Linked DNA regions of Mus musculus: regions 1 and 2 are each linked to region 3. The links are chromatin loops, found by intact Hi-C in ENCODE. Cell type or tissue: left cerebral cortex. All regions are shown on one strand. Region 1 overlaps Slc4a4 (solute carrier family 4 (anion exchanger), member 4). Region 2 overlaps Slc4a4 (solute carrier family 4 (anion exchanger), member 4). Region 3 overlaps Slc4a4 (solute carrier family 4 (anion exchanger), member 4).

Region 1 (2,500 bases), 180 kb after region 3:
ACAGAGAATTTCTCTCCACCAAGTCCAGCCTGAAGCTTTCATCACTATCTTCCTGCAGATGAGGGGAAATAAGATTGCAGACGGTCTGCAGAATGCCTTCAAGCATTTATTGATAGGTCAGCAGATGGCTCTTCCAGTAAAGCTGCCTGCTGCCAAGCCTGAGTTCGAGCCTTGGGAGCCACACAGAGAACTGACTCGCAAACGTTGTCATCTGGCATCCATACCATATTGTGCCACAAGTGAAATAGTCTTAACACCCATGCAAGTTAGTGCATGTGCACACACACACACACACACACACACACACACACACACACAAACACACATATAGACACACACGCACACACCATTATCCAATGTACAGGTCATTTGATGTGCAGATCATGGGTGTTCTTGCCCATAAGTGTTCTAGGTAGGCGGTCCTTCCAGAAAACTCTACCATAAGGTCTTCTTCTGAAAACAGAAAGTCTACATTTTTGATTATTTTTCAATATGAAAAGCTCTTGTTCTCAGACCTAAAGTAAAAATTTTTTTTCCTACTTCTAGAAAGTGAAAAAGAGGATGCCCAAGGCAGCCTGATTCTTGTGTCTGTACGCCTCTGGCACGAGTGGAGCTACTTCCCCTCACACATCTGACAGACCTATCCTACAGATCAGATCGTTTGTGGGGTATAGCAATGGCACCCAGCAAATGAAAGAAATTTTACTCTATGACATCAAAATTAAGGAGCATGCCTAAAACAAAGAAAGAGAGAACGAAGGAGAGAGAGAGATTAGAAAAGAAAAAAGAAAGAAATGTATCACACAAAAACGGGGGCTGGAGAAGGACACAAGAGTGTGCTGGGAACAGGGAAGTCAAGTGGCCAAAACCAAATATTTTTGGCTCTGGTGAAAGGCTACTCTGTTCATTTACCCGGATGCCCCAAACAAAAGCAGCTGCCCATTTCTCTGTTTCAGTTTCCTGAATCTAGCTGGATCACCGACTGGCATCCATTGTCCCTGGCTCACAGAACAATGTCCACTAGCATAAATCCATCCGTTCTGGTGCACTTCCAAAGAGGTAGAAAAGAACGCAAAACTGTCCGTCCACATCCACTGACTGAGCACTGTGCAGCCATCCTGGGCAGACCTGCACATAGGAGGCAGCCAGTACCTCTGTACTGACACAGACTCTCTGGGGTCCAGAGACACACGGCACACACAGCATGTCAATACACTGAGCTTGATGCTCAGTTTGTACCTGTGTCTCCTAACATCTGAAAGCACTTGGTAAACTCTGTAGCCACAAGCTGGCTCTTAGAGACCTTCCAGGACACTAACAAAATGTGAAGTGCAGAGACCAAAGCCATTAACTGTGGGGAGCTGAGCTGTGTTTCTAGGTCCCAGCAAGCAGGACCATCAGTCCCTTGCATTTGGGGCACGCCTCGGAGGATGGCAGCTGCTAACTTAGGGGGGGAAAAGTGCACGGTGGAGGAGGTAAGAGGGTTATTTTTAAGAAAGAGCACAATCTAAGTTTTCTCTCCACACCCACTCCACGCCACCTCCTCATCCCTTGTCTCTCCTCCCTCCTGTTCTTCCACACCACTCCTGTCTCTTCCCAGCCTCCCTCTCCCCTATTGCTCAGCGTGCCACAATTACACACAGGTTTCTCTCCCTGTATCCCTAGCTGGGACACCAGTTCTGACACCACACTGGGAACAGGAGCCATGTAGAGCCCTGGGGCTGCTGAACTTAGGGGTGGATCTGAAGCTTCTGTGGTCGTCAAGGATATAAACATGTAAGGATCAAATGCATACCAACCTTTTAGATGCCCAATCTTGATGCCAGAAGTGATAAAAATGAAAAAAATAATCTTTATTCTAAACTAAACGAACCTGTCAACTATGTCATGTTCCCAACATGCCTAAATACTGGAAAACCTATGGAGGAGTCTCCTTAGAACTGTTTGGAAGATGCACCATTTGGGGATTCTTCACAATGACTTCTAAGCAGAGCTCTCTGATGTCTGTGTGCAATGGTAGCTGTCTTTTAAGTATATATGATGAAGTATGAGCCCTATAGATCAATGTCTTCCATCACCTACAGCCAACAGGCAATAGTACACATTTGGGAGTTGCCTACCCCAAAACAAGACAACCTTTTAGCAGCAGCTGAAATAATTAGGTATTTTCCAAAGTGGAACACTTAAAAGTCAGCATGAGATTTTACGTGTCAATGGAGGGAGGCAAGCCAGAGAGAGCCAGCAGGCCAGGGTAGAACTCGAGAAAATCAGCTGGATCCTCACTTAGAATGTGGTGGAGACTTAGAACTATGAAAGCAAGGCTTAAGTTTTCCCTCCTTAGTAATTTAAACTTCCCTCCTTGGTCATCTAAATATTCTTCAGTGAACGTGTATTGAACATCCCTTGGGTCTGGCACAGCCCTGGAGAGTTACGGTAAATAAACAAGACACACTTCACCCTTGCTTGCAGTCATGGAACTTAAGATCTAATGTTCACACAA
Region 2 (2,500 bases), 130 kb after region 3:
TGTTTTTTATGTTTAAGTTCTAACTCTTCTAAAAATTAACATATATGTCATATTTATACAGAAAACAAGCCAATTGGTTTTTAAATTGCTAGATTGAAAACATTCATGTCAAATTAGTACCAGACACTCCTCTAAAGTAGTTGAGAATATATAACTCAATTACGCTCCTCAAACAGCCAACACAAATGCATCCCCACTGTACTTGCCTTTACTGCTATCTAGGGACTGGAATAGCCAGAGCTGAAACACACCAGACTGGCCATGGTTCTGAAGGTTGGTGGACAGAGCAGCTACAAAAGGTCATGGACACACAGGCTTGGGATGGAAGGCCTCATGCACCTGGCATGAAAAGGAGGGGAGGGGTACTCTGTAAACAGAACAGGAGTCATTTGGTGACTCAAATAGTTGGGAATATGACTACTCAGCAAACCACTCCTGAAAGATCCAAAGTCCCTTTCACGTGTCTCAGCCACTGCGGAGATTTTCCTTTAATTCCTTCCTTCAACGGTTCGCTTCTTTTTGCTCTGCCAGAACTGTCCATGGTAAGGTTTAGATGATGAATCACTCTGTTTAAGAGTGATTACATCAGCACTTTTCCCAGGTTCAACTCAGACCAATTATCAGCACAATTTATACCCCGGGGTTTCTAAAGTCAGACTCGATTCTCATCAACATTAGGAAATATTCAAGATTCCCAAAATAAGCTCTACAGACTCACTCAAGTGCAACTATTTTCTATACCAAGTGTCTAAATTTACAGCGCCAATAATAGTGCCACAACCACACTGTTCGTGCTACCATTAGATGTCTCTTCCTATGTGGGTATGCAGAATACATCCTCCTCCCTGCAGCCTCTCTTGGAAAATGTGTGAGCACAGAAAGCAATCGACTCTGTCTTCTTACCATTGTTGCCAAAAACAAACCCTTACCCATCTTTCCTGGATAGCAGTATTGAGAAATGTGGTTCCAAACAATCTAATTAAGTGCCAGCAAGATGGTTCAGTGGGTAAGGAAACTTGCCACCAAGCCTGGCAACCAGCATTTGGTCACCCAAAACTACATAGTGGAAGGTGAGAAGTGATTCCCAAAAGTTGTCCTCTGATTTCCACACATGTGCGTGCAAAAAAGCACACATCCACGCATACACATGCGAGCACACATGCGAGCACACTCATACACACATGCACATGTACACATAAAATAAAAATTAAATGAATATTTAAAAACATAAGCAATTTATTTAAAAGGAGCAATAGAGATAAGAACAAAAAATTATGTATAAGACTGTTCTTTCTTTTAAAAGAAGTAACATTCTTCACAGAGATACTACTCTACAGATTTTGATGGAACTCTGGTTGTAATAAGAGAAATGTCAACAAGAGTCTACAATAAACTTTTCTTCTTGTCTGCTATATTTCTGTTCTGAGTCAAGGGTCCAAAATTAGTGACAGTGATTCTCAACTTCTGTGAAGTTAATTATATTCTCAGCAAAGAAGAAAAATATACAACAGGTTCTCCAACACTTCCCACTTTTCATCTAGAGTTTCACTGTTCTCAGACGATAGAATCTTCATTTGCCTCATACCACAGTTGGAATGTCTGCCCCCTCCAAAACTCATGCTAAATTTAAGTGCTACTGCACTGATATACTGGGAGATAGGACCTTTAGACAATGTTAAAGCCTAAGAGTTCTGCCATCAAGAATGCACGGATACTGTTAGAGCAAAAACCCAATGCCTTCCTCTCTTTTACCTCCTGCCACATGACCCATTCCATCATCAAGAAAAACAGCACCAGATATGGGCACCTTATGCTGGATTTCTTACCCCCACAACCGTAAGCTAATAAATCTCTGACCATTGTAAAGGAGCCAGCCCATGGTATTGGATTCAATCTTCACACAAAACACATTAAGGTATGTGTTTTATTTACCCAGAAGAGTCATGATGGCAACCAATAGAGTATGTTTACTTATCGGCAATGATATCAAAACTAAGCCCAAATCCACAGACCTTTTACAAAACCTAACCAATAAAGAAATGGCATAGGAAAGACAAGAGTCTAATATAAGTTCTCATGCTATTTCATTAAGTACCTTCTCAAAGATTCAATAGAGACTTGCTAGGTTCAATTTTCATAGATAATTAAACAGGACAGGCTACACTTTTTGCAACATTTTCAGAGTTGAGAATTGTAATTCATTATAGATATAAGCTTCATTCCAAATTACCTATAGTCATTAGACTATACAAAACAGAGAGAAAATAGATTAGTGTGAGCATGTGAACTGGCTAGGGATGTTAAATCCGTATTAAAGTCTACTACACGCAACACATGTAAGAGTGATGTCAAAAAAAAAAAAGTCAAAAACCATTCCTTTCCACACAATATAGCTTCACTAGAGTTTCATATGCAACAGTTCTTATTTTCTTACATTAAAATCCTATGTGCATCATTTCAAGTCATATGAAGGTAGCTTCAGTTCATTGGAGTGCACAAA
Region 3 (2,500 bases):
TATTCACACAGAGCAGTTAAGTAGGTATCTCTGCAAAACGACAGGAGATGAAGCCTAGAGAATGAATTTTCAGAGCTCCCAGGTGATTCTCCTGAGGTCCAAGTTTGAGGTACACCCATTGGACATCTCCCTTCCTCCTTCACAAGAGAGTAAGAGCTGGTTACTCGCACCACACATCCACAATGGGGGAAGGGTGGCTGCAGAGCCTTTGTTTTTAATCCCACAATGAGGCACTTCACCCTCTGTCCTGGACAAAGGAAGCACCCAAGATCAGCATGGTCATGCCCCCTGCTGTTATGCTTGTCATAAACAAGATTTCAGGTCACACTGGCAGCAGGAACTAAATAATCAGGGAAGTCAAACTATATCTCTGAGAAAAAAACCGTGAGCCCAGGACATCAGCAAGAGAGTTTGAACTCTCGGGGAATAGAATGAGGGGCAAGATAGAGACGCCTTCTGTTCTTTGAAGAGCTGTGAACATGTATGTGAAACACCCAATTCTAGTCTAACACTACACAAAAAAATCAATTCCAGATGTACAAAACAATTAAACGAGAACATAAAAGAGCTGAAGTATGTGGGGAAATATTTTTCTAATCTTTGGGAGGGGAAGCCTCTTTAAATATAGCGTGCAAACAAGAAACAAGGGCAGGGGAAGGCTTGAGTGCTAAAGTTAAAATCTGTACAGCCAGAGACGCCACACATACAGTTAAAAGACATAGTGGCATTAGAAAAACACTTAGTAAATCTTTGCCAAATAAGTAAAGGAAAACACCATTATTATACAGGGAGTTAAGAAGAGAAATTAAATGTCTCCAAAGGAGAATATAGCAAGAATACAAGCACAGGGAAGGATGGACGGTCGGTGTCAATGTGGACGAATACCCAGGCTCATTAAAACAACAGGAGTGAGAGCAAATCAAAGCAAGCCATTCTTTTTCAATACACAGCATAACGAAAGTGAGAATCTAGGGTGAAAAGGTGGGCAAGTGGGAACTCCTGCCCACTACTGGTAGAAATATGAATTAGGATAATCTTTGTGAGTATGATTTGAAATAAATAACAACTATAATCAATATATTGCACAATAATTTTGCTAGGGACTTACCTTAGGGAGAAAATTATAAACAATAAATATATAGTTGATGATCACAGTATTCTTTATAAAAGAGAAAAGTGGGACAAACTGAGAATATAAGTTTATTAAATAAATTATAGTGCATATATCATGTGATAGCCACTAGAATTATGTTAAAGAACCTATTAAAGTAGGAAATGCCCACAAAATATGAATATATAACCTCATTTACATAATATCCTACATGTTTATCTACCTGTGAATGTATATTTTGCAATATGTATGAAAAGATATAATGAAAATGTCATATTGGAGAAGCTATTTTCAAAATAGCCATAAGCTAAAAATGATACATTTTTACTTTAGCATCATTTGTGATGCCCTATCTTATCCAAATGGCTTTAATTTTCTGATCATCAAACAAACAAAGCTGACAAAATCTTTCTAATAAAAAAGTACCAATGACTTGACTTCTGTCAATTAAACTTAACTCAGAACTGATAAAGCAAGATTTGCATGTGGAGCCGTGTGTGTTCACTCATGCTATGTGCAGGTAAGTGGAGTGTGCGTGTGTTTATGTATATACACATGTGGGGGGGGCAAGGTTGTCATCAGGAGTCTTCATTGATTATCCACTACCTTATATATTGAGGAAACAACTCTCAACTGTGCCCAGACCTCACAAGTATAGTTACTCTAGCTAGCAAGCTTGCTCGAGGGATATCCTGTCTCTGCCCCCCAGATTGCCATCATTACAGGGGATCTGCCATGCCCTCCAGCATCTATGTGTGGGGATCAGCAGCTCTTGAGATCTCAACTGCAGCTCTCAACACTCTCAAGACACACACTTTAGCCACCGAGACATCTTCTTAGCCTGTGAAACATGTTTTGAAAGCTAACAGTTCCTTTCTAGACCCTTGTAAGCAAGATGGATTTCTTCCTCTGTCACTAAACAGGCTTGCTTTCTTGGGCTGACCAAAATATCTGCTTCGCATGTGGAAGCTACAATATGCTGCTATATGGGTTAATAAGTTTTTGTGTTTCCTACTTCTAAAGGAAAAGCATTTCAGTGCCAAAGAGCAACAGTCAGACAGCCCAATATTATTGTCTATTTCTCAGTAAATTATCAGTTCATGCCAATCCCACTGCTGCAAGCTATACATGACAGGCAGTGCAAAGAAGCACCTTTCTCACCGACACAGAAAGGACACTTTTCCAACTTGAGCAGATTGGTGAAAATCTCTCAGCACAGCAGAATGTTAAAATAAAGCCTCAAATTTGGAGATGCCAGCTAAAAATGTTCCTTATTATGAGACAAGTTCTCTTAAAATGTGCTCTGTTAGGCTCCATAAATATCACGAATTTCACAGAATGCTAAAAATCTTACTGCACTCTTTTGCTGAAAGGTTTGTGAAAATAGGA

What was found. A loop is a pair of places that touch in the nucleus more often than their neighbours do. Peaks named below come from ENCODE experiments on the same cell type or tissue, not always from the same donor. Only the 100,000 strongest peaks of a DNase experiment are listed, where the experiment ranks them.
Region 1: a loop joins it to region 3, with 2.6 times the contacts of the local background. A loop is called at or near these places in 2 of 42 quality-filtered maps.
Region 2: a loop joins it to region 3, with 2.5 times the contacts of the local background. A loop is called at or near these places in 2 of 42 quality-filtered maps.

Annotation. Positions count from the first base shown.
Region 1 is chr5:88,958,217-88,960,716 of GRCm38, reverse strand. The region is part of intron 3 of Slc4a4 (solute carrier family 4 (anion exchanger), member 4); the gene reads right to left. Among named protein-coding and RNA genes, the nearest start is that of Slc4a4, 72 kb to the right of the region's middle. In left cerebral cortex, no CTCF peak of the experiment used is centred here; DNase peaks (open chromatin) are centred at 1,050 and 1,522; H3K27ac peaks cover 1,340 bases.
Region 2 is chr5:89,014,036-89,016,535 of GRCm38, reverse strand. All of the region lies in intron 3 of Slc4a4 (solute carrier family 4 (anion exchanger), member 4), which reads right to left. Among named protein-coding and RNA genes, the nearest start is that of Slc4a4, 130 kb to the right of the region's middle. In left cerebral cortex, no CTCF peak of the experiment used is centred here; DNase peaks (open chromatin) are centred at 585, 752 and 1,552.
Region 3 is chr5:89,141,825-89,144,324 of GRCm38, reverse strand. The region is part of intron 13 of Slc4a4 (solute carrier family 4 (anion exchanger), member 4); the gene reads right to left. Among named protein-coding and RNA genes, the nearest start is that of Gm35855, 83 kb to the left of the region's middle. In left cerebral cortex, a CTCF peak has its summit at 1,019; a DNase peak (open chromatin) is centred at 2,377; H3K27ac peaks cover 723 bases.